5 separate regions of the Homo sapiens genome follow, and all the other regions are linked to region 1. The links are chromatin loops, found by intact Hi-C in ENCODE. Cell type or tissue: CD4-positive, alpha-beta T cell. All regions are shown on one strand. Region 1 overlaps LOC105374754 (a long non-coding RNA gene). Region 2 has its middle 28 kb from the start of BCL11A. Region 3 has its middle 7.0 kb from the start of BCL11A. Region 4 has its middle 450 kb from the start of MIR4432. Region 5 has its middle 240 kb from the start of MIR4432.

The links. A loop is a pair of places that touch in the nucleus more often than their neighbours do. Peaks named below come from ENCODE experiments on the same cell type or tissue, not always from the same donor. Only the 100,000 strongest peaks of a DNase experiment are listed, where the experiment ranks them.
Region 2: it touches region 1 in a loop (25-fold over the local background); 29 of 110 quality-filtered maps call a loop at or near these places.
Region 3: it touches region 1 in a loop (7-fold over the local background); 56 of 110 quality-filtered maps call a loop at or near these places.
Region 4: a loop joins it to region 1, with 4 times the contacts of the local background. A loop is called at or near these places in 3 of 110 quality-filtered maps.
Region 5: it touches region 1 in a loop (8-fold over the local background); 13 of 110 quality-filtered maps call a loop at or near these places.

What each region holds. Positions count from the first base shown.
Region 1 is chr2:59,299,504-59,304,503 of GRCh38, forward strand. The region is part of intron 2 of LOC105374754 (a long non-coding RNA gene); the gene reads right to left. Among named protein-coding and RNA genes, the nearest start is that of LINC01793, 84 kb to the left of the region's middle. In CD4-positive, alpha-beta T cell, no CTCF peak of the experiment used is centred here; a DNase peak (open chromatin) is centred at 2,508.
Region 2 is chr2:60,579,247-60,584,246 of GRCh38, forward strand. No RefSeq gene overlaps it. Among named protein-coding and RNA genes, the nearest start is that of BCL11A, 28 kb to the left of the region's middle. RefSeq lists silencers at 2,446-2,735, 2,714-2,863. In CD4-positive, alpha-beta T cell, CTCF peaks have their summits at 2,752 (motif pointing left) and 2,980; a DNase peak (open chromatin) is centred at 2,715; H3K27me3 peaks cover 1,627 bases.
Region 3 is chr2:60,558,154-60,563,153 of GRCh38, forward strand. No RefSeq gene overlaps it. Among named protein-coding and RNA genes, the nearest start is that of BCL11A, 7.0 kb to the left of the region's middle. In CD4-positive, alpha-beta T cell, CTCF peaks have their summits at 2,832 (motif pointing right) and 3,037; DNase peaks (open chromatin) are centred at 2,798 and 3,298; H3K27me3 peaks cover 791 bases.
Region 4 is chr2:59,932,095-59,937,094 of GRCh38, forward strand. No RefSeq gene overlaps it. Among named protein-coding and RNA genes, the nearest start is that of MIR4432, 450 kb to the right of the region's middle. In CD4-positive, alpha-beta T cell, no CTCF peak of the experiment used is centred here; no DNase peak of the experiment used is centred here.
Region 5 is chr2:60,149,658-60,154,657 of GRCh38, forward strand. No RefSeq gene overlaps it. Among named protein-coding and RNA genes, the nearest start is that of MIR4432, 240 kb to the right of the region's middle. In CD4-positive, alpha-beta T cell, CTCF peaks have their summits at 2,752 and 2,951; no DNase peak of the experiment used is centred here.

The DNA.
Region 1 (5,000 bases):
TGGAAGGGAACCGGAGTATACAAATAAAATATTAATATTTAATCATAGTGAATTCCTTACATTATCTTCTCCTTTTACTTGTCAATTTATCTGAGATGCAACAGCCTTTGGAAACCTACAGATCTGTAGATCGTGAGAAGGAAAGGGAAGGGGAGGCGGATGGCTTCCTCCAGAAGTGATATATATTAGGAAGTCCCAAAAATCCACTACAACAGGAAGTTTTCCACAGAGCTAATGTCAGGGAGCACCCTCCTAAGGAGATGTTTTGCTTCGTTTCATTTCTCCCAGACCATGCATATGTATGTAACTGAGATAGCTGTTTAGAACTTTTCTCTCACAGAAAATGAGATAACCATTAGGACAACAGGCTGACAATATGAAAAATGAAGTTATTCTTCCACATACAAAAATTTCAGATGAATCTAAGATCTAAGTGTAAAAATAAACTACAAAATACTGGAAGAAAGTTTGAGTGAATATTTATATAATTTTGAAGGAGGAGAGGTCTTGTCACATATGACATTGAAGACAGAAATTCTAAAAACATAATGATACATTTTTGCCTTATAAAAGTTAATCATACTTGTACAACAATAAAAGCAAACCAGTTAAAAATACTATCAACAAGTATTTAAAATGTCTGGGAATATTTGCAAATATGTAGCCAATACAGTGTTAATATATGTAATATATTTGCACATATGCAGTGAACAAAGTGTTCACATAAAATATAGTTAACAAACTGTTAAGTGTTAGTGTAAAGAGTTCTTCCTACTAACTAAGAAAATGACAAATGTTTCAAAAATATAGTGGACAAAGCATATGAAAAAGCAGCTCGTAACATAAGAATCTTAGGTGGCAAACATATAGTAAGAAAGAATAGATTCATTCTATGAGTCAAATAACTGCGCATTAAAACAATAGAAACAATTTTTCTATCAAAGCATATGGGAATAGTTTTTTTTTAAATTATAATATCCAGATTGGGAAGGGGTGTTTCCTCATTTTTATTGAGTGCCGCTGAGAGAGTAAATCAGGAAACATTTCTTGGGGACATTTGGCAATTTATCAAAGCCTTAAAATCTATTATCCTTTGACTTGATAATTCTGCTACTAGGAATTTGTCCTTAGGAAATGACTGAACAAGTAGGCATATGTACAGAAATGCTCATCACAGGTTTGGTTTATAAGATAGAACTATTGGGAGAAAATCTAAATATTCGATGTTAGGGCACTGGCTGAATAACCATACATCTGTTTAATGGAATAACCATTAAAAGTGATGATGAAGATATTATGGATTTGCCAGTATGCAAAGACATTTATGATTTATTAAGTGAACTAAACAACCTATAAAGTATAGACATATACACAAATATTTTATATTATGTGTATGTATACATTTTTTAAGAATATACACAAAAAATTAACAGTTTAGCATGAGTTATTTCTCTGGATGTGAGTTTGATTTTTCATTTTTATTCACCTGTGTTTTCTAATTTTCCAACAATAATCTGATTTTCTTCCAAAGCAGCAATAGTAAAGAAGGTGGGATAAATGAACAGAAGATCTAATTGGCGAAACAGTTTTTGGAAATGAAACCTTTTATTCTGCGAATAAGAAACACTTCTGCGGTGTTCCTTAAAGTGTGGTCTAAGCATCGTCTGTATCAGAACAATTCAGAGGCTTTCTTAGAAGTGCAGATTCCAGAGCCCAAATGTGAGGTATAAAATGGATCCCTGGGACAGTGCCCAGGAATCTACCAATTTAATAAGCCAAGCGCCCAGGTGCTTTCTATGTATTGGGAGGGCTGAGAACTATTGGCCACAGAAATTACCTGGATCCTTTACATTTCAGAGTTACTGAATGATGGTCAGTCATATTGAGTGATAACTCTGTGCTAAGTAGCTTCTAGTAGCTTCCTTATCAGTGCAGTGACTGTTGGGTGTCCATTAAGGTGTTAAGGGATGCAGCTCAAGGCATTTTTGATGCAAGGAGAAAAGCCATTTCAGTTTGCACTCTTTCCTTTCTCTCCCCAGAGCATCCCCTTTCATGATTTGTAGGCCACAGAAATTATCCTGGTCTCTAAGTCTCTTTGCATGTGAATGCCCCAGGGCACTGTCAATGGACAACAAAGTAGACATTATTCTTAGAAAATGAGCTCCAAGAGTTGGAGAGAAAGAGCCCACTCAGGAACTTGCCAAGGAAGCAACACCGGAGTAGAACGAATAGAGAGGCGTTCGAAAACTTAGCTCTCACAAGGCTGAGGTTGAGTTGGAGTGGATTGAGGAAAAGAGGAGAAAGCGTTCTTTTTTAAGCTAGCCAGTTTTCCAGGAGTGTGAGATGCCAAAACTAAGTTTTCCATAAGTTTCAGCACAAGCTCCGCATCTGTCAGCCCTCCAGACTCTGATGATAAAATGATACGCAAAGAGTGTGGTTGCTCCCAAATACCACAGTGAGTACGTCAGTCCCCGTCTGGCATATAATTGCTTTCCTAAATTACCAGCAGGTGGTGCAAGAGTTTCCAAGTCAGTGAACTTCCCCTTCACATGGCTTCTGCTCTGGGAAGTCTGGCAGTAGCCCACCCCTCCTTCTTGAGTTCCTCTCATGATCCTTACATGGCTCCTCTGTGCTCCAATAATCACAAGGGATCGGGAAGCGTCTTTAAAACGCATTTTGTACCTTTTAAAATGTGTTAAATATAAATGTAGAATCAAAGAAACATGCATTAATTATAGAACCGTGTTAAGGAATAGAGAAAAAAAAATCCCATTGCTAGCAAACCCAGCGGAAACACAAGCCTTCCCCTGTTAGCAAAAGAGGAATGGGGAAAATTAGCAGAAACCTTTAGGATTTAATGCCCTTTACCTCCTACTAAGAAGACTATGAATATGGATTTGGGAAAAGGGATTGTTGGTGGGGAAGGGATTAAATTAGCTTAACCGGAAAAATCGAAAGGAATGAGAGGATATAAAATTGGCCACATCCTGAATGGCATTGGTAGCTTCACTGGTTATATAAGAAGTGAGGAAGAATCTCTAATTGGGAATTCCCAGAATGTTGTTTTGGAATATTTCAGGCCAAGGAGGAGTGGGGAAAGTCTGTTTTAAGAAAACACCAGGCAGTCAGAAGGAAGTTCAGCAGGGTTTCCAGACCTGGCTAAGGAAGAGCTGGAAGCAAAGGGGACTAAGGCTTGAGTTTACTTGAAGTGGAATGGAAAACTACATCTCTAGTTGAGAGTGAAACTCTGACAAGGTCTCAAGACAGGGATGCTATGGGGTTCTCGATTTCAGGCATCTATAGCAAAGTGGTAGCAAATTTGGGACTGGGAGTGTTCACACGTCACATGCAAGAATTCAGATGGAGAGACAGATTGCATCATCAAATAGACATGGTATTAATGCAGTTGTGAGTATTTGTATATCTTTGATTAAAGCTTGGAAATGACACTACGGTCTTGCACAAATAGAACTCCAAAGGAAAAAGAAGGAAAATGATAGGCTCTGACACATGAGGCAGAATTTAGTCCAGGCTGAATGGATTGCTTTTTTTAAAGATCATCCCCTTTTCTAAGGAACTTTTTCACAGACCCTTTCCAGGCCTGCCTTACTGTCTCTAAAATTGCTAACTACTCTAGAGAACCAATCTAGAAACACCATGACCAAGACCTTGATATATTCAGTGACTTTGGGCAACCTATTTAAACACTATGGGCCATTACGTTAAGTCCACAAATGTAGAGCCAACTCGCAGTGAAAAGTGTGATGTTACTCTGGAAACAATAATGGGAAGATATATACCATATACAAATATGGGGTGGGGAGGAAGGGAGGACATGGAATCAATTCTATTGCACTCAACTACATTTGCTGAAATCATATACATAAATGTGTTCTAAAATGCAGCTGAAACATGGATTGCTGCTTGAGATTAGGGCTTGTTATGACAATTCAGGATACAGTGATTGTCACTAAAAGATGACTGCGGGCACATAATGAAGTAAAAAGTGCTAGTTGATAGGTAGGTGCAGGTGACGTATGACAGCTAATGAAACAATATAATGTGTAATTGAAAAATGTACTGCCTTGGTTACTGTGAATTTTATTGCCGTCCATAATAAAGGGACCAAGATTGTACATCAACGATTAATCCTCCAACATGTGTCAATTCCTGCATAAATATAGTGAAAGAGGTAGGAGCCCAGTACAGTGTTGAAAAACATATGCTAAGACAAGTGTTAGGCAAAAGCAGAGTAAAAGGCCACATTCTCTACAAAATGGCTCAATTGTCCTCTCCCCTCCCTCCATTTTAGAGCATCTCTCTAGTATCATCTGACATTTTTACCATATTTCTTGGAGAAAGTGGTATTTCTCCTCCTCATAAGGCTGAATATTGAGAATATTTCTCTTCCATAACACATATCAGCATCTAACAAATTTTATGTTTTACTTATTTCATTTTCTGTCTCTTCCTACTCTAATGTAAACTATGAGAGGCAAAGATCTTTACCTTTTTTTTTTCTTGCTGCTGCGTCTCTAGTGCTGAAACGAGTGAGGGATATATAGTAGGTACTCAATAAATGATTTCACATCTTCCTATACCTCTCAGGATCCTTAGACCTTCCCTCTTCCTAGAGATAAACCTAGAAATTTATATTATAAAGATAATAATTTTCCATCAAAGCTACTGTTGTAAATTCCTTTTCCTTTTTTTCCTGCCAGAAACCCCAAATAAGTCTGCTCTTGGCCAACATCCCCATCCACACCACATAAGCTATTTTTTATCCATTGCCCCTCAATCAAAGACTTTTTCAAATTTTACTTCCAAGTTCAAGGGGTCTTTTAATAGCCAATACCCTATGCGACTAATGTGCCACAGTTAGCCTGTTGAGGACTCTCTTCCTCTTGAAGTTTCCTTTCTCTTTTGTCTTCTATGACACTGCATACTCTGGTTTCTGTTCTTATTTATTCAAAGGATATATTTCTGTCTGCATAAGATAC
Region 2 (5,000 bases), 1.3 Mb after region 1:
AAAACTGAGATTTGGTAATACTTTTCAAGGATTACCAAGTCAATTACTGAGAGGGAGAAAAATAAAAAGGAAATAGTTGAGCATCACATGCTAGGGCACATTCAATTCAAACAGCTCCCAGGGAGTTAAAATTCTCTCTATATGGTGAACAGTGTGTGCTTACATGTCGCTGGCAAGCCCACAGCAGTTTAAGGTAATATTTTGGTCAGCAGGTGTAGACCCCAAATGAACAGTGGTTTAAGACCTGGATTGCAAGAGGCAGGCATGTACCGAAATTAGAAAAGCATTCTCAGGCTATTGTTTAACATTCTACATATGTGAGATACAGAATGAAAGAATGAGAATTATCTTAAAATCCCTGCTAAAGCAGGGCCTGCTTTCTCAAGGCAATCTCAAGCTTTAGTAGTTCAGACAGATTCTCTAACTGACAATTAATATTAATAGGTAGATTTCACAATGTGGCATTATCACACGGGAGATGGGTGGGCACACCATCTGGGTTTTGGCAGGTATTAGATGTAATCAAAGGGATTACTTGGCTCAGGGAGAAATAGAAAACCTTGGGTTTGTTTAGTCTCTTTCCTCTTTTGTTTGGACGCAGCTCTAGGTGTGCTTAACTATTTTCCCCCTTGTTCTTTATTTGTGGTCGGCAACATCTCCAGGGGAAAAGAAACAAAAACAAAAAGAGATGGATGGACAGCCCACAACGATAGCTTGGATATGGAATCCTGGCCCATTTTCCCTTCTTACATAAAATTCACCAAAAATTTATTGAATGCCTACTATGGGCAAGGAGCCTTGCCAGGACACCTCAGCTGTAGGGCAATAAGATGTCAGCACTTACAGGTCTATTTCTGGATGCTTTAGAATAGGTAAAAGGGCATATTGAATCTTCAAGGAGAATGTAATATTTCTTGATCTGTCTTTGCCCCTTGCCCACCATGTACCTCTATCCACACACACACACACACACACACACACACACACACACACACAAATGTTACCTGGAAGATCAAAAGGTGGATGCTAAAAGGTGGCATCCACCTCAGATTTTAGAAAACAGTCACATAATTGCATTGCTTATTGGAAAGATTCAATACACTAGACCAAGGAACCTATAAGAAGGTATACATGTTTATTTTCAATAAAAATAAATGGAAGTCGTTGATTGGTTTACATTCTTGGAGGAGACAGGTGACGAGGCATTCTTGAGGTACCAGAACCCTGATGATTGCTGCTGCAGGTAACTTGTGAATTTTATGTTCAACTTTTGCTCTGATGATGAGTGAGAAGTTGGCTTGCCACCAAGACATTCCAACTCATGAAAAAACACTTCTAATTCCCCAGTGTCTCTACCCAGGACTGTCTTGCATCCCACAGATAAACACCACCCTAACACACAATGATACTGCCATTGTTTCATATTTATCACATGCCCAGAGAAAACAGCAGTGACAGAACCTCAGGCTGGACGGTCAAGCTCCCGCAGATACCGGCACTCCTCCACGCCTCCTTCTGAGCACACAAGACCGCAGAAGATCCCAGGTTCCTTCAAAATTATTTCTGGTAGGATGATCTTGTCCCAAGAACCCAATGTGTGGGATGTATATACTTAGCCACTTAATAGATGACAGTGATTAGCCCCAAACTTTCTGTAACAATAGATCAAAGATTAGGCAGTCCCATTCGCAGGACTAGCAAGGCATTGTAAGGACCTATTTCATCTTCACCTTCATTCTCATGCTACGTTACTCCACACGCAGGGCACCCCCTAACCATCTCCCTAAACAGACAAAATAAACTCAGCTGGCACCACTTTTTCTTTCCCAGCCCCCCAGCCACTTCCAGGATCTTTTCGGGTGTAACAGGCACATGATCCATGCTGTATGTGAATCTTTATAAAATTTTACTGTCAACAACATAACTACATATTCTAGTGCTCAGATCGACTTGAGCCCTTAAGACTGCAGGGCCCACTACAAAACCCACTAGTCACATGCGACTACCTAAATTCAAGTTTATTAAAATTAAATACAGTTTAAAATTCAGTTCTTCAGCCACACCTCAAGCGATCCATGGCCACGTGTGGCTAGTGGCCACCATATTGGCCAGTGGAGACAGAACATTGGCATCATCCCAGTAAACTCTACTGGACTGCGGGACTAGAGGGTGCCAGAACACGAGAGGAGAGAAGTTTTCCTGGACCCCTGCAGAGCTGCGCTTGGAACAGCCAGGCCCAGATGCTCACGAGTTTGCAGTCAACCTAAATGCATGTCTCCTCTGCACCCGGGACACCCAGGCCCTGTAGCCTTTCAAATGGGAAGTCAGGGCAGTGCTGCAAAACCTCCACAGTGCGGAATTCCGGGAAAATTCTTTACAGAGGTGTGGAGGTGGAGGAAAGCTTCCTGGGCAGGCCTTTGGGGTCGTCCCCACGCAGGCGCTTGCAGCCACCCCAGCTCGCGCGGGGCCGGGCTTTGGGGTGTGAGAGCTGGGACGGGAGTCGGGTGGATGCCTGGCCGGAGCCGCCAGCTCCCCTCGTCCTCTTTGCTTGTCCTTTAGCACAAGGGCGAGCAGCGTAGGACAAAGACTCGGGCGGCAGCTGCCTGGTTCGGCGCGCAGGGGCGGCCTCGGCCACCCGGGGCGCCCGCCGCCTCCACCGCCCCGCGGGGGAGGCCCGATGCCCGTCTTTGTCTGTGCCGCCGCCGTGGGCCGGGTCCGCAGGAAGCGGGCGCCATCGTGCGGCCTGAGCTGGACACTGCGCCCCCGGAGGCGCGGAGGCGCGAACCACCAAGCGTGGCTCCAAGCTCCACGGGGACGCTGGTGTCATCGTGGCCACGACTGCTTGTACTGTTGTGGTGCGTTCTCTTTTGTATACTAAGTGCTGTGTGAACACAGAACCACTTCCAGTAAATGCAACTGAGCCGTCGCCAGCAGAAAAAGTAGAAGGAGGTGGACAGACTTGTCTATGTACAATGAATAAAAATACCATGATCAAGAATATTTAGTGATGTAGTTGCTTGCATATGCGTGGAATATATCTGGAACGTCACAAAGGAAAGTGGTTACCGTACCTGCCCTGGTGACCTAGGAGGGTGGCTCATGACTTCCTTGACTTTCGTACCATGTGCACATATTACCTACTCAAAACCAAAGCATTTAACAACCTAAAGATATATTTAATAAAATGTGTCGGTCAGGCGCCGTGGCTCACGCCTGTAATCCCAGCACTTTGGGAGGCCGAGGCAGGAGTATCACTTGAGGCCAGGAGTTGGAGATCAGCCTGGCAAACATGGCGAAACCCCGTCTCTACTACAAATACAAAAATTAGCTGGCGTGGTGGCACATGCCTTTAATCCCAGCTACTCGGGAGGTTGAGACTAAAATCTCTTGAACCCGGGAGATAGAGGTTGCAGCGAGCTGAGATTGCACCACTGCACTCCAGCCTGGGCAACAGAGTGAGACTCCATCTCAAAAAAAAAAAAAAAGTCTATGATATGTACCATGTGCAAATGTTGCTGAAGCCAAAGGTAAGTAAATGCCAAGTCCTTGCCTTCTGGGGACCCTGAGTACATGAACAATCTACAAGTCACAGAAACGGAATTAAACCATGTTTCAAAGGATGCTTGGTCAGGAAGGGTTTTTTGTTTTGTTTTGTTTTTTGTTTTTAGCTTGAATGACCCAGTTCAGCAGGTGAGGTTTTGCAGTCTTGGTGAGGACAGAAAATGTCTTCGTTGTCCTGATTCAGTTGGCCAAACTCTTCTTACCATAGAGTAAATTCCTCTAACTATGTTTGTCTCTGAAAATGCTCACCCCAGAAAGATAGCAGAAAAGTAGCATTTACCCTCTGGCTTATTTTAGAAGCCATGGGTAGAGTTGAAGCTCTCAGAAATGACACTCTGTGTCCTTCCAACCCAATCTTCTCTCCTAAACACTCCACCCCATCCTCTAACCGAAGTCCAAAGTACTCCAACAAATTTAACCTAGAGCCATGTACCAAGTTAGAATTGATTACATTTAAGCTACTTCCAATTACCAGAGCCTTGATTCTGTGGCATAGCCACAGAGTTGGGCCTTGTTGTGGATGGCCTCCCAGAGCATTTAAATCTGGCCAAGGAGCCAAGGTAAATGCACTGGGCCAGTGGAGCTCCTCCAGGCAGGGACAGCACCATCATCCTTTTTGTGACCTCCCCCCAGTGCCTCCATCAGTGCCTGGTAGAATACCTGGCACTGTATTAAACTGAACCCTAAACTTTTTATTTCCCTGGAAGTGCTCTGCAGAGTCATGGAAAAATGTTGAGACAGAAAGCTCAGCACTCCTGAGGTTGGGCTGGAAGGAGTGTGGGCAGCAGGGCTGCCTTAGGTGCTTAAAGAGTCTCTCCTGATCATAAAGAAGACGTGATCTGCATGCCAAATGGAAAAAGCTAGAGTCCTAAGAGCAGGGAGAGCAAACGGCTGGGAAAGCCTCCCCCAAGAGGAGAAAATTTAACTCGGCTGGGAAAGCATGGCTTTGGCCTAAGAAGGGAATGTGTGTATTCACATGTGTGTGCATGTGTGTGTGACAGCATGCATATGTGTGTGTGAACATGCACACGTGTAAGTGGCTGGGTCTGTGCAGTAAGCATTCGAGAATCCTGGTTCACCTGCCTGCTTGGAGCAAAGCATCTGATTTGGGGAGCAGGAGAGCAGGGGAGAGAGAGCTTATTGAGTCAAAATCTATATATAAATATACATTTTTTTTTTTGCCATTGGACCCTTGAGGACCAATTTATAAACAATAACTTCCAAAAATGCAAGACCTAACCCCAGTCCCTATCCTAGATCTCTGATGAACCTCTGAGGCATGAACAGGAGGGGCCTGGCCGGGCAGCAAGAACATGACCAGCATTTCCCTAGCAGTGGGGAAGGGAGTAGAAATGCATCTCAGACTTGCACGAGGCATGAAGTGGGTTAGCTGGTTTTCCTGTTTTCTGTAGAAACAGGGCGGATGCATCCTTCCATGT
Region 3 (5,000 bases), 1.3 Mb after region 1:
GCTCACACCTGTAATCCCAGCACTTTGGGAAGCCGAGGTGGGAGGATCACTTGAGGTCAGGAGTTCAAGACCAGCCTGGCCAACAATGTGAAACCCCATCTCTACTAAAAATACAAAAAATTGCTGAGCATGGTGGCGCATGCTTGTAGTCCCACCTACTTGGGAGGCTGAGGCACAAGAATCGCTTGAACCTGGGGGACAGAGGTTGCAGTGAGCCAAGATCACATCACTGCACTCCAGCCCGGGCAACAGCCTGTCTCAAAAAAATAATAATAAAAATGTTAGGGAGTTGCTTGTGGAAGAGGATGAGCTTCTTTTTCCTCCTCTACTCCCAGTGTGACCCACAGGTTGGGAGGTCCCTGGAGGACAGTATCTATACCTTCTACAAAGGCACAGACATCTCTCAAGGAGGCTCCTGGGAGAACCATTAGTCTGGCATCTTTCTCTCCAGGCTCCCTGGGCCTTTAGCTAGCTAGCAGTCAGCGCTTCAAACACCTGAATGAACCTATCCAAAGAAAAAGGAAAAGGAAAGAAGGAAGAAAGGAAGGAAGGAGGGAGGGAGGGAGGGAGGGAGGAAGGAAGGAAGGAAGGAAGAAAGAAAGAAAGGAGGGAGGAAGGGAGGGAGGGAGGAAGGAAGGAGCGAGCTGAACCTGCTCTAAGTCTATACTTTCCTCTAGATGAGGCTGCTGTGTGCTAAGTCAATAATGTATGGGGAAGAGGGAGCAGTAGTCTTACCACATAAGTAAGGGGCCCCTTGGAAGAGACAAAGAGTTCTAGTTAGAACGCTACTGAATGAAATGCTCAGTTTAGCTTCCTAATATTGACATCAAAGACACAGAGGTGCTGGGCAATGCTGCCAGTCCAATGAATGTACTGCACTAGAGAGTTCCTAATGCAATAATCAGCACACAGTAGATGTCCAATAAATGGTCTTTGATAAATAATAAATTAATAAAGTTATCTGATAAATAATAATTTGATAAATAATAAACTAATAAATCCTATCACCACATACATGAAACCAACATAACCATCCAAATTCTATTCATTTTCCCCCAAAACTAATAAGGCTTTGATCAGGCAACCCTATTCCAAGAGTGTGTTTAAACATAAAAGTGATTCCCACCAAGGATGGTGAGCTCAGAAAAGATTATCTCGAATATCAGAGCAGCTGAACAAGTAACAATACAAGATATTTCCATCGTCTCCAGCAGCATACATTATCAAATATCTTCCAAATAAGCCAGTATCAATAAGCTGGTATCAAATGATTTCTTTTTTTTTTTAACATTGCTTTTGGATACGTACAAAACTGCTTTCTCAAATGAGACTACTTTTAAAGGAAAAAAAATACAATCAAAACAACCAAAAATAAAAGGTATTTCAAACTTGATTCTCTATGCTTCCCTACCCCATGCATCTTTTACCTTTAGCAAGGGAATAATTTTTTAATACGTGTTTTTCAAACCCAATCTTAAAAACAACCTTCACCTATATGCCTCTCTCTTTCCCTCTCTCTCGTAAATAAAAAAAAAAGCAACACACACACACACACACACACATCTGGTCTGACATTTTGTACAGCCAGCTTCAGCCCAATGTGATTTAAAACAATGTGAGTTAAAAACCTCTTAAAATTTGGGTTTATAATGGAAACGCTGACAGACTCTTAATTATAGCAGCCCTGCCAGACACTGCTATAATGAAATAGTTGTGCTTTCATTACTATAGAGGCACTATAGTTAAGGGTCTGTCAGTGTTTCTATTATAAACCCCAAGTTTAAGAGGTTTATAACTTGGGCTATTTAAATGGCACTGGGTAGAATTCAAGTTATCAGTCCAGATGTGAACTTGTTTTATAAAAGGCAGAATAACTCAGCTGAGGAAGCTTTTGGATCTCTCTCTCTCCTCTTTCTCTCTCTCTCTCTCTCTCTCCTGTTTCTCTCTCTCTCTATCTCTTCTGTTTCTCTCTCTCTCCCTCTCTCTCCTCCAGAACATTTCAGAATGTTTTTAGTAGTTTCAGATGGTCTTATTGCCAACTTCCAGCTATGACTTCACTGCCTGAAAGGAAATTTTATAGGCAGTTAGTCCTTTATTTGGACAAGTACTCTTTGCGATTTTATAAGTTTTTATTATTTTATCCTGGAGTATGTATGTGTGGGTGTGTGTGTTCCTACATATATATAGGCGCACACACAGAAAGAAACAACTTAAAAATCAAGACTATATGCCAAGGAATGTTGCGACCTCATACATATACACAGAGGTATGCATTCTGTGCTACCTTCTGATGAAAAAGTATGAACTTACCAGAAAGGAAAAATAAAGCACCTCAGATCATCTTAATCCTGTCTACCAACTGTGTGGTAAAAATAAGAGTTAGTATTCACATCTTATTTCATAAAAGGTACAGCTTTCCTGGCATCACTTGGTTTGTTTGGAAGGCAATAGCATGGTGCAGTCATCCTGAGTTACCCAAGGACTGTACACAAACACCATGTATTTCTCTGCTTGACTTTGACTGTTGACAGATTGATGAAGAATTTACTTTGTATAATCCGGTGGACCAGAGTTTTGAAATATGTACTATTAACCTGGTATACCACCACCATAATATGAAACTAATGTTTATGGGTGATGATGTGGCCGATGCTGAGTATATGCATGAGGAAAACAAGGATGGTGGTGGTAATGATGATGATGGTGGCGATAGAGGTGGCGGTGGTGGTGATGATGATACTGGTGGTGATGGTGATGGAGAAGGTAGTGCTGATGGGGTGGGGAGTGGCAGTTTCTCTAATTAACATGTCCACCAGAGGGCAGTAGAAATAGGATGAAAGATGGGGTAAGGTTAGAAGCTCTAACACTTTGTTTCTCCAAATCTTGTTGCTTTAGAAAAGCCACTCCATAAACATCAGGTGGCGGACAAGTTAAAGTGAAGTTTTTAAATGCATGCAGCTCATGGCACCTCCACCAAAATGTGACCTTGGCTGGATGTTGTTGGCAGACCCTAAGGTCACTGACTTCACACAGAAAGGCCCACCAAGAGCTATGCAGCAACCACATCTGCATTCAGAAATCTTTTCACTTTCAGAAGAGCAGTTCCTTTCCTCTATTCCCTCTGACTGGGATCAGACCACCAAATTAGGCCACTGAGGACCACAGGCTTTGATCGTTCTCACTTCACAATAGCTTTAGTTGGTCTCCTCTGGAATTCAATGAGTGACAAAAGGGAAGCAGTCATCAAAACATGTCACCAGGCTCAAGTTCCTTCTCTACCAGTGTCTCATAAACCCCATAATTGCCTAACCCCATAACCACTCCAGCTGAATGCCAGTCATTCCCAGAGAGCACTGCACAGCCCAGACTATTCTGGTCCCTTCTCTAGAAATTAAGACTTTTTTTGTGTGTGATAGTCAATAGTCTTTTTTGGTTTTTTCTTGTCAAATTCAGCAAAGGGAACTTTTCTAGGAGAAAATACCTATCCCTCTGTCATCTTTCTTTGGCAGCTTAGTAGAGAATAAACAAATCTCTCTATTCTCCCATTCCCAGTTGCACACAATTTGCCTGTTTTCTCTTTCTCTTAAAAAAAAAAAATCCTTGCACAAGTTCAGTTATCTGAACCTCCAGATTCCTATAAAATGAAGAATCTGGTCCTAAGAATTGTTATTCTTTCCTTCTTTATGGAGCACTGCACTGTGCAAACATAAGATGTGGTCCCTGCTTTTGGATGATTGGTTTTGTTTTGTTTTGTTTTTTAAGGCGGTAAGACACACATACACAGGCACAAGCATGTCACATAAAGTTCACCAGTCACACATGCCAAAGCCATACAAATGCACACTATTATCCTATTTTGTATAGCCCTAGCTTCATATTACTAATTTGAGCGGTTCTAAACCTATAGCGAGGATCTATGTGAGGCAACACAGCTCTGGTCACTCTGACACCAGATTTGTACTTTCTGGAGAAAAACTTGATTTCCCATAAATGAGAATGGTAAATAATGAGGTCTGGTCATAGATATCTGTGATCATCTATCTCTATCACAGTTTTTATAATGTTTTCAAATGGCTTAACTAGTTACTTTTGAGAAATGAGCTTTCTGTGCTACCACTTGTTTTGTAGGCAATATTATGGACTATTCCTAGCATGTATTTGTGAATGTGCCTTTTTTTTTTTTTTGAGTCGGAGTCTCGCTCTTTCACCTCTGGAATGCAGTGGCACAATCTTGGCTCACTGCAACTTCTGCCTCCAGGTTCAAGCAATTCTCCCTCCCTCAACCTCCTGAGTAGCTGGGATTACAGGTGCCCACCACTATGCCAGGCTAATTTTTGTATTTTTTTAGTAGAGAGGGGGTTTCACTATGTTGGCCAGGCTGGCCTCGAACTCCTGACCTCACGTGATCCACCCACCTCAGTCTCCCAAAGTGCTGGGATTATAGGCGTGAGCCACTGCGTCCAGCCAATTTTTTGTTTTGGTTCCCTAACACATAGTAGGCACTTAATACATTTCCTGAATCAAGGAATGAATTCCACAAATATATTTTCAGTTGCTGCTGCCAGTGAAAAAGACATGGGTATTTGCGTTGCTCACTAATAAGTACTCAATAATTGAAAATTATATTATTTTATTTCATTTTTTAAATAGTTAAGAAACATGGGCCATTTGCACTGCTATTTAACCTACATATTATAAACTCCACACCCACTTCCATCAGGGGGAAACAATTACATGTCTCTCTGTGTATATTCCATATAATATCTGTGTATATATGTGTGTATAATATCTTTGTATATATGTCATAAAAGCCACCACATCACCCAAGTCCTAAGTTGTTAGAGCTTATAGGGCACAGTCTCTGTCATTTTCATCTTTCTCTCCCTCAGCACAGAGTAGAACCTTAGGAAAATGTCTGGTACATGAACAAAGACTTACAAAGTAAACCACTTAGATTCCCAGGAACTTCAAAATCCTATCTACCATAGACAAAATGTCCT
Region 4 (5,000 bases), 630 kb after region 1:
GTTAAACAGCCCATTTCCCAAGGCAGAGAAAATATTGAATCGACAGGTCTCTGAGATATAGTATTCTGTGAGCTCCTTATATTACCTGATTATCCAAATAACTGGGAGTCCAAAGGACTGAAGTTGTTTGAAAGAATAATTAAGAATTTAATCTTACTGTGTTTTCCTTATCTAGTTTTTATTTGTTTGCTTGTGGGCTCTTTTGGTTAGTTTGGTTTAAAGTTTGTTTCTGCATTTAATCATGAAACAAATTTTGTAAATGAGGCACAGGAGTGAGACGTAGTGGACTTTTGAAAGGTATCAGGGATAAGTAAGGGAAGATAAGAGTAGTGGATGATACACTCTTGTTCACTGCCTTGTTTTCCCTGAGCTCCAAAGATCACAGTCAACTTCTCAAACCAAAGCTGTTTATTACCTCATACTCCCTCTGCTGGTCTCAGGCTCTCAGAACCCAGGTGTTTAGAGAGGTGAGTCTCTCCAAATTCTGCCCACACCTTTCCGGCACTTCCAGGAGGCCTCCCTACCCTAATCCTCAACGTCGAGTACCTAGAAAACTGGAATTCTCCTTTCTCTGAACCCCCGAAGGTGGGCTGTCTTTGCCACTTGATGTAGCACTTAATTGCAAATCCTCTGTGCTCTCTTTTTAAAACAAATATCTCCCCTTTGACCAGTTCATAAGTTTCTCCAGGTCACTTACCATAGCTCAGGCTTTTCCCGAACCCGAAAAAACCCAGCTCAAAACTGGACAAAATCGTGGTGAGTTAACCATAAAAATGAATGATGTGGTGAGTCTGAAAAAAATTAGCAATTGAGAATAAAAAGCATAGCCATGTCCAACCTTTTTAAAAAGAAGACATAACAGATAACATATTGTACAATTATCTTTGTCTTCAGATGTTCAATTAACATCTCTAGGCTAACAATTTTTTTTAGCTGGAAAAGACATTCCATTCTTCCTTCTCCTCCCTTTCAGGTACTTTTTCCTACTTCTAATGGAAAGACTCAAAACTTTTTGATCAAGAGCGTATATATAAACACAGCATGCACGCATATACATGCATGCCTGCACACACATATGCACACACACACACACACACACCCCTCTAAACTCTTTTTTCCTTTAAAAGGCAAAGCTCCTTTTAAACATAATGAACATTCCATGTCCAGGAGAAGACCACAGCAGCACACCAGACCAGCCAGATGGAATGGGCTCCCATTTCTCTGGGGTGGAGCCCCTTCATGCTTTCTGTCCTCACCCCAACACCTCAGGTTATGGTTTCTTTTTTGCTGATACAAGCTCTGGAGGTGTCCCCATGGAGACATAAAGAGGCTTCTGGTTTCTACTTAATAAGGAAACCTGAAAATATACAAGACCCTAAATGCATGGCCTCTGAGAGAATTTTCCCATGGGCCACATCCAGGTGTAAGAAATAATTAGGAAGGGTACAACTGTACTTGTATTAAATTTGATATTACATTTACATGCGTGCAAAACACTGGCCCATTCTCAGCCCAACTTTTTAAATTATGTCTGTTTGTTTTTCTTTTTCACCTATACAATGCTAATGCAATGGTTTTGTGCTCTGTACTTTACTGAGTTTGTTCACATCATTTTTTTGCTTGATCTTCAAAATATCCTTGGACAGCAGGCATGTGAAAGACGATAAGTGGCTTGCCCAAGGTCATATAGCTCATTAGTGGCACCACCAAGGCTAGAATATTAATAGTCATCTTTACCCAACTGCCTATCTTAATGCATATCTCTAATGCCAGAAATATAAATTACAAAGTATGGGACAGCTGAGTCAAGGAGAGAATATATCCAAGCCTTTCGAGAGCCAACAATACCCCTTGCAAACATCCAAATCATCACTAAGCTTCATGGTTAGAATCCCTTTCCAATTGGAGTGTTCCTATCCTCGTGGCACGAATCACGGTACTTTCTATTTTTCTGATTTTCCAAAAGAACTGAAAAAGGAAGGGATGCTTATAAAGTACTTGGAAAGCCCTAAGTCATAAGTGCCATGCTAATGATGTCAGCATCCATTGCAAGGTAGACTGTTTTATATCAAGCAATTGTAAATACTGGTGGCATCTGTAATCTCCAACAAGAGCAACTTATGGGTTCTGTTCTCAACTTTGATTTTGACTTGTTTCTGGGCCAGTAACTTAGATCCCTACCCTTACCTTAATGCACTTTTTATAGTTTAATTTCCTTTATGTGGCACTGTTTGGAGTTGGAATTTTTTTTAAAGCTATATGACTCAATTGAAATCAGATTTTCCGTAAAGAAATCAAGCAGATCACAGAGGCGTCCAATCTGAAAACTCTGCCCCATCGCCTGTGGTCATTCCACAGAGAATCATATTTCCCCTTTTTACCCTTTTGTGTATACCTGAATGATTTGTTTGCCTCAGCTTTACGATGCTGCAGTACTGGGGTTGATGAATAAAGCCTCCTGAAAACACATAGAATGTACCAGTATCACCCACAAAAGCTTTGTAGGTGGGACATTTATTTCAGTCTCTATTTAGTCCTTTCTGGTAATACTGGCTCTCCTTCCTTCCATGATTAGGGCTGCCGAAATATGAACATAGACAGAGGAACCTCTAAGGAATCTGTTCATTGCACACAGGGCCAGCATGCAGTACTTATGAAGTGGCTATAGTGCCTCTTTCCCAGTGATTTCTCTGATGTGGCCATAGCATGAAATTCTCAGGAAGAGCTTCATTTTTGGAAAGAGGACGAGGCAGAGAGAACCCCCAGAGAAGGTGATCAGGAAGAAGAGAAAGCGCAGAGGGAACAATAGGTCCTGCCTCTTCCTACCTAACTGACCTTGGGAAAATTACTTAATCTCTATGGGATTATCTCTTTTCTTTTCATCTGTAAAGTGGGAAATACTCTAGAAACCACCTCATAGCATTTCTGTGTGTATCGAATGAATAACATATAAGCAGAGAACCTAGGGTTCTGTGGGGTGCCCAAGCTAGCTTTGGCAATGATAATGCTACTGCAGGGGCAGCTCCAGGACCACAACTGGTTGGGGAAGCAATGGAGAAGATCAATATAGAGAGGCAAGAGCATGCCAGGGACAAGCTCTGCTTCCATGACATTGCCTAGGGGGAGCTCTGGGTATGCTCGGCTCTCAGTGATGAATTAATGAGTTAATGAGATCAGACATGCTGTATATACACCATGTTCCTTTTTCTTTAAAGGTTCCATGAGTGGACCAAGGCTGGTGGAAAAAAAATTTTTTCTAATATCATTTGCAGTAAATGTCTACCATGCTGTACATTCAGTTATTTCAAGGGGAAGGAAAGAGCTGTAAGACAATAGATAAGTTATGGATTAACAAGTGAGAAGTTTATGTTATTTTTCCTTGAGTAAGATACCTGTATTTACTGCATCATTTTAAGAAATCCTGTCTCTGGGATAAAAATGTCTTGGCTCTTGAGTTGGAAATGAGGAGAGGGTATGAGGAGGAGTGAGAATTCTTAGAATTAATCTTATTTAAAGAACAAAGCCATGTTTAATTGCTCTTATTATTTTTGAATGAAGATCCTCACAAATCTTTCAGTGACTCATTGATGGTTACAGATATTGCTATGAATTTTCTGCATATGTGCAAGTTTCAGGAGAACACAAAAAATTCAAAAGGTACAATGCCCTTTCTCCTCTCCTCCATCTCCATTTTTAAAAAAATCCCTAGGCTGAAGATACAATAAATTGTACCTATTATACAGAAAAGGGACATTTTATTTTAACTTTTGTTTGTCTTTTTTAGAGTCGAATTGCACTACTGTACTTTAAAATCTGGCAACAGGTTTCTGATACTCGATATAACAACCTCAGTATATTAATTAGCTTTCAAGACCCCTAAGTAATGAAAATCTAGTCACTCAAGGTCACAGTTTGACTTATTTACAATTGACAAATAACTTGGCAAACTCTGCACTGAGCCACTCCATACAATAGAAAATATATTGTCACTCAACTTAACAAAAGAATCTTTCTTTGCCATCTCACTACAATGGCCCTGCAAATGAACATCGCCTGAATAAGATCCTAACCACATTTTCACTCTCATTAACCACAGTAGGGTAGCACACAATTTGCCTGGCTCCTGCTTAGACCACTGTGCACCATTTTAGTAGCAGCAGTTTGATGGGTTTTATGGCAGGTGATATATGGAGTGGGAGTTTCGGGAGTCGTAAACAGAAGGCACTGTGTATCACAATGTGGTTTAGGGATATAATGACTGTGTTGTAAAGCAAGGGATGACAATACTGCACTAGGCTTGGGGTACTGAACCAATAGACCAAACAGCTCAACATAACTCAAGTAAGAATGAAAAAATCCTAGGAAGGAGTGTGTGTGTGTGTCTCTGTGTGTGTGCGTGCCTTCTTCTAGCTTTCATTAATTACTTCTGATGAATTTGAATAAGAGATACTAAAACTGAAATAAATCTGCGTCTCTCTGGGAAAATACAACATTTCTCTTTCCTTCTAGAGCAATCTATTTCTGCCTCCTCTGTCCAACCCTTAACCACTTTCATTGGCAGAATAATTAGGTAAACAGCTAGTCCTGGTACAAGGAAAAAAATAGTAGAAATTTAGGAAGATTGATGCAGAGGAGAAAATATTACCAAAATAAACTTTCTTTCCTTTCTAGGAGAACTCATCTCCTATGGCAGGGAGTCAAATTATGTCTGACCTAACAGCTACCCCTTCTGACCAGAGAGCAGAAAGAGTTTGCAGGGTTGTAGCCAGTCTCAGGGTCCCCACTACTGACATCCCTGGGTGTCCTGGATCTGATTGTCTCTAAGTCACTTGAAGTCACTGTCCCCCGGAAGACTCTGGCGTCCACCAAAAAGAGAAGAGCAACATGTGATCTTCAAAGAAAACAATGTTGGACCCACAAATGAGGACTTGTGGCTACTCACTTGCTGTGTGACCTTGGCCATCTCAAGAAACTTCTCTGAGTTTCCCTTTCCTTTTGGC
Region 5 (5,000 bases), 850 kb after region 1:
TCTTCCTTCATCTCAACTCTCAAATTCTCCTGCTAATTCATTTCTTGCTTCTTCTGTTTCACAGCCTTCAAGGAAAGCCAGTGAGCACATTTCAGGCCCTTTTCTGGGCACAAGGCAGCCCCCTGGCTGATGGTTCCACACAGTGGGTTCAGGTACTTTCATAGTGAGGCCGGGATCACCTCCCTGCCTTCCCAGCACAGTCTGACTTTCAGGAACTTCTAAACGTGGTGGCGTGGGAACCCATGGACCCCGCCGCTCTTATCTACCTGTGCCTTTCGTTCCCCTCGTCTACAATTCAGGAGAAAAGACAGAGACTAGGAAAGATAACCAAAGAGTGAATACTGAGATGACAAAGTATTAGTAAACAAAGAGAAAGAACACTTGGGGATTCAGGACTGGGAGAGGGTACCAGGTGAGAAAAGAACCTCGATTTGGCTTCCTATGCTGTGACCAAATGGCATGGCACCACATTTTCTTTTTGAAAAGTTGATGAGTCTGTCTTTAGATTTATAGACAAAATGGTTGTTAATACAGAAAAACAGTCAATGTAAGCTTTCCCACCACCCGTTGGTGGGAAATTTTACCTTCAACATTTTACCTTTCCTCTATCCCCTGGACAACTGTTGGATGAGCTGATCTCAACCTCTAGAGAGTAAAAGTAGGCAAGGACTTTAGACCTGTGACTAAATGATCAGCTTAGGCCATTAATAACTCATTACTCCAGCCAAACAGACTGTTAAAGCCACTTTTCTATCACCTGTCATCTGATGTCATCTTAATTCGCTTCGAATGTTTAAAGACATTTGTGTTAAAAATATGACCATCCAGCCATCTTCCCAGGCAAAGACAAAGTCTTCCCCACAGACAATTAAGGAATGACATTGTTGTTTACTAACATTATGCTCTAAATGTGAGCTATCTAGGTTGGTGAAAAAGTCATTGCTGGTTTTGCCATTGAACGTAATAGCAAAAACCACAGTTACTTTTGCATCAACCTAATATTTCTGATAGAGTTTATAAACTTGGAAGGGTAGGTAGCCATGGAAGTTTGAAAATTATCTCAGCCTCATTGACATAATAATATTACCTTGATGTTTTACTTTTTCAAAAGAAAGTTTGTTCCTGAGTTCTTTTCTCTTCCTCCTTTTCCTCCTCCTTTTTCTCTTCTTCCCTCCCTTTCACCATTCCTCCCTTTATTTATGTTCTCCCTTTCATATCTCCTTTCTCAAACTAAAGTGATATATGACTTTGGCTAGGAAGAGTGATTACACACAGATTCAAGTGGAAGAACTTTTATGCATTCTTTTCTCTTAAAGAAAAAAAAAAGACATCCCTAAGAGAGAAGAGCTAATAAAGTCCTATATCGTTGATGATGGTGATGCAGCAGCACAAACAAATTATAGTGTTCAGAAAGTTTGAGAGACTGAAAAGAAATGCACAACGTGTAACACCAAATTTGCCTGTCAAGGGTTTTTTTTTATTATTATTACTGCTTGTTTCATTTTATTATATTCTTAAAGCTGATGTTTGCAGCGATTTGCTTCACTATAGGAAATTCCAGATTCAAGAATACTGATTTACAACTTCAATCATCACCTGACAAATACAGCCCTTGCTAAGTGAGAGCTGATCCATAACAGGTATTTCAAATTTTCATAAGTCACAACATATCAACCCCAAAGTGAAGAGTTTCATTCACAGGAAACAATTTTCTGAAATCAGCAAATATTTTCTATAAAGAAAGAAAAAGTAAAGAATAAAGGGCAAAAAAAAAACCCTCCTCTCAAGATAACTTTATCCCTGAACATAAGAATCCATATGCTGAAATATGGTGAGCTCTGTGGATTTTATTTTTATTATACCTCTCTCCTACACCCCAGGTTTAACTCTTGTCTTCCTCTGCCCAAGTAGCTTTCCAGAAACTGACATAGATGGGCTAGTAGCCTTAATGGAACACCCAGAGTTAACCTGTAAGTCTCACAGCTTCTGCCAAGAGCTGTTGGCTGCTTACTGTCACAAAACATTGTGTCTGAGCCACTCTGACATCCTTCTTCAAGTTTTCATGGAACATGAGACCATTTCAGCATTGAATCATTGCCTCTGATCTATTGTGTAGGTGACCAAAAAAAAAAAAAGTGCTGCTGCAGCCGCCAAAACTGTTAATCCCTAGTCTGATATAGAAGTACAAAGATTAGAAATGCCACCCTTTTAGTAAAAGTTCTTTCTTCTCTATAGCTCTTTCTACTATTCGGTTTTGGAAAATACATAATATTTTTACTTCTCCCAAAAAATTCAAAAAATTAATTGTGTCTGGAAAACTTACGCAGTTACTAGTGAAATCAAAATGTCCAGATAATTTCTAGATTAATCAGAAAAATGAGACTGAAAATTTCAACAATAAAAAAATTATTTCAAAGATACTTGCCAAGTTTTTCATTTTTAGTATATTTAATATATTTTCTTTTTGAAAATACCTTTTTTTAAAAAAAGAAAACGTTATTCTGTAAAAGTGAAGTCTTTTAGCATTGCTAGAATGGCTCACTAATTTCTTTACAAAAACTCAATTAACAAACTTGGGAAATTTTCAGGCTAGCGCTATGGCTTCTAATTTGTCTAGAGAGCAAATATTTCTTCAGTGCAAACTTATCAAAAGACCAATATACAAAATTTAAAAACCATTGAGGCTTCTGTGCCCTCAAATTACTTTGGGGGAAAAATAATCCATGGTGCTCCATATCATATGTTAAAGAGCAACACCTAATGGTAGAATTAGGTATTGCAGGCCAGCTCTCTTAGGCATTGGAAATATGCCTGGCAAAAGAAGCCTAAGAAGTGAGGACATTCTCCAGAGTAAAACGTATTCCTTCATCTAGAACAGGTAGAGATAAAGGAGGCAATGATAGAAAAGTGTTGCCAAGAATCTTGTCGTTCTACAGTAATTGCAAAAGTATACTCAATATATCTTGAGGAACCCACAGACCTGGCTACCAAATTAGCATTGTTTTCATATAATATTTTCAACTCATTACTTGGTAACTTTTAGGAATATCCAAGTAACTTTTTATAGAATCAGCTGGAAAAATTAGATTCGACATAAAGCCAATTTTATTAAACAACAAATGATTTTGTAAAGTAAAATATAATGATATCATCAATTACTCATGAAAATAGTGGGATAGGACAAGGACGATGCAAAATTACACATAATCTATTTTATTTCTATTTGGCTTTGAAATGAAAAGCACAATTTCACTGCACAAAGAAACTGTCAAACCCATAAAATTTAGTGATAAAAATCAGTAAGATCATTTAGACTCAAAAAATCATTTGACTGCCTTTATTTTTTTTAAAGGCTTTGTCAACCCTTACTAACACACATAGTCGACAAAAACAAACCATTTTAAATAAAGAGGACTGTTTAATGAGTGGCACTTTTGTTGCTCACCTACTGCTTGATTTGTAATATGGAATTTAAGTAGCCAAATTGCCAGTCAAAATGTTGAGAGCCATTTTTGGATATAAACAAAGATAGGGAGCATATCTGAGAATGCTCCCACTCTGACTCCATGCCCAGGCTCTCTTCTGAATTAGTTTGAATGCTGGCAAAAGTAAAGAGCATTAGTTTGAATGCTGAGCAGAAGTAAAGAGAAGAGAACTCTAACCTCCATGAATAAGCATCAGTAGATTAAAAAGAGCTAAACACAATAGCCTTATGGAGTCAACAGAACACACACTGAAACTAAACCTTTTTCACCTTCAAAACAGCTTTATTTCTCCTAAATTATGATGTTAAATTTAGAGTACTCCAAACCTGGTTTAGATTGCTATTTTGTGAATGTTCAAACGAAAAAAAAATGCATCTAGATAAGGGATAGTAAATAGATTATATATTACTTACATGTTATTAGATTACAAATTACAACCGCAGCTTAAAATAACATACGTTTACCATCTCACAGTTTCTGTGAATCAGGACAAGCATGGTTTACCTTAGCTGGATCCTCTATAAGGCTGCCATCAAGGGACTGTCAGGGCTGGGGTCTCATCTGAGGCTCAACTGGAGAAGGATTCACTTCCAAGTTCAAACAGTTGTTAACAGCACTAAGTTCCTTAGACTGAACACTATGGAACTGAGTCCTCATCTGTTTGTCATCCAGATAGGTTCCTTGGCAAGTGAACCTCTCCACAGGCAACTCTCAACATGGCAGCTTATTTCTTCAAAGTCACCAAAAGAGAATGATGAAAGACAGCTATCACAATCTTACGTAATGAAATCATGGACACGCAATTACACACCTTTGCTGTATTCTGTTAGTAGAAGCAAATTCCAGATCATTTCCACTCTCAAGGGGAGAGGATTACTCAAAGGTGTGAAAAGTAAGAGGTGAGGATTATGGGGGGAAGCCTTGGAATATGTCCACCACAGGTTTTTAGAAAGCTAGTGGCAATTAATTGGCAACAGCTACCTACAATGTCAAGTCGGCAAAGATTCTGAACCTCAGCTCAGCTCATTCATTCAACATCTGTTTTTTTTAAACATGCACTATTTCTTCAATAAATGAGAAGAATATAGTAGAGAACAAGACAGATACAGACCTAACCATCACAGAGTTTCCATTCTCGTAAGTGGGGACAAAAATAAATTGCAACATCAGAGAGTTCATGAGGAGTTACAGAGAAACATCATCCCTTAGAGTTGAAGAGATTTTGAAATCTACTCACTCCGTGCCCTCATTACAGAGGCTGTGGTGATATGAGTGGGAAGGCCAACAAAGGCTGCAGCAATTTCACCAGCTCCACTGCTACCAGTTATGAGCTTTGTGAACTTAGGTGAATTCATTCACTACTCTGAGCCTTAGTTTTTACAGCTGTAAAATGGGGAGAAGATTGGAATAAGTGGTATCAATGGTTCTTTCTAGTTTTAATCTTTCATGGGTAAATTTTACATAAAACAGGAACCAATCTGTTAAATGATTTTGGTTTAAGGTTTTTAAGTAAAT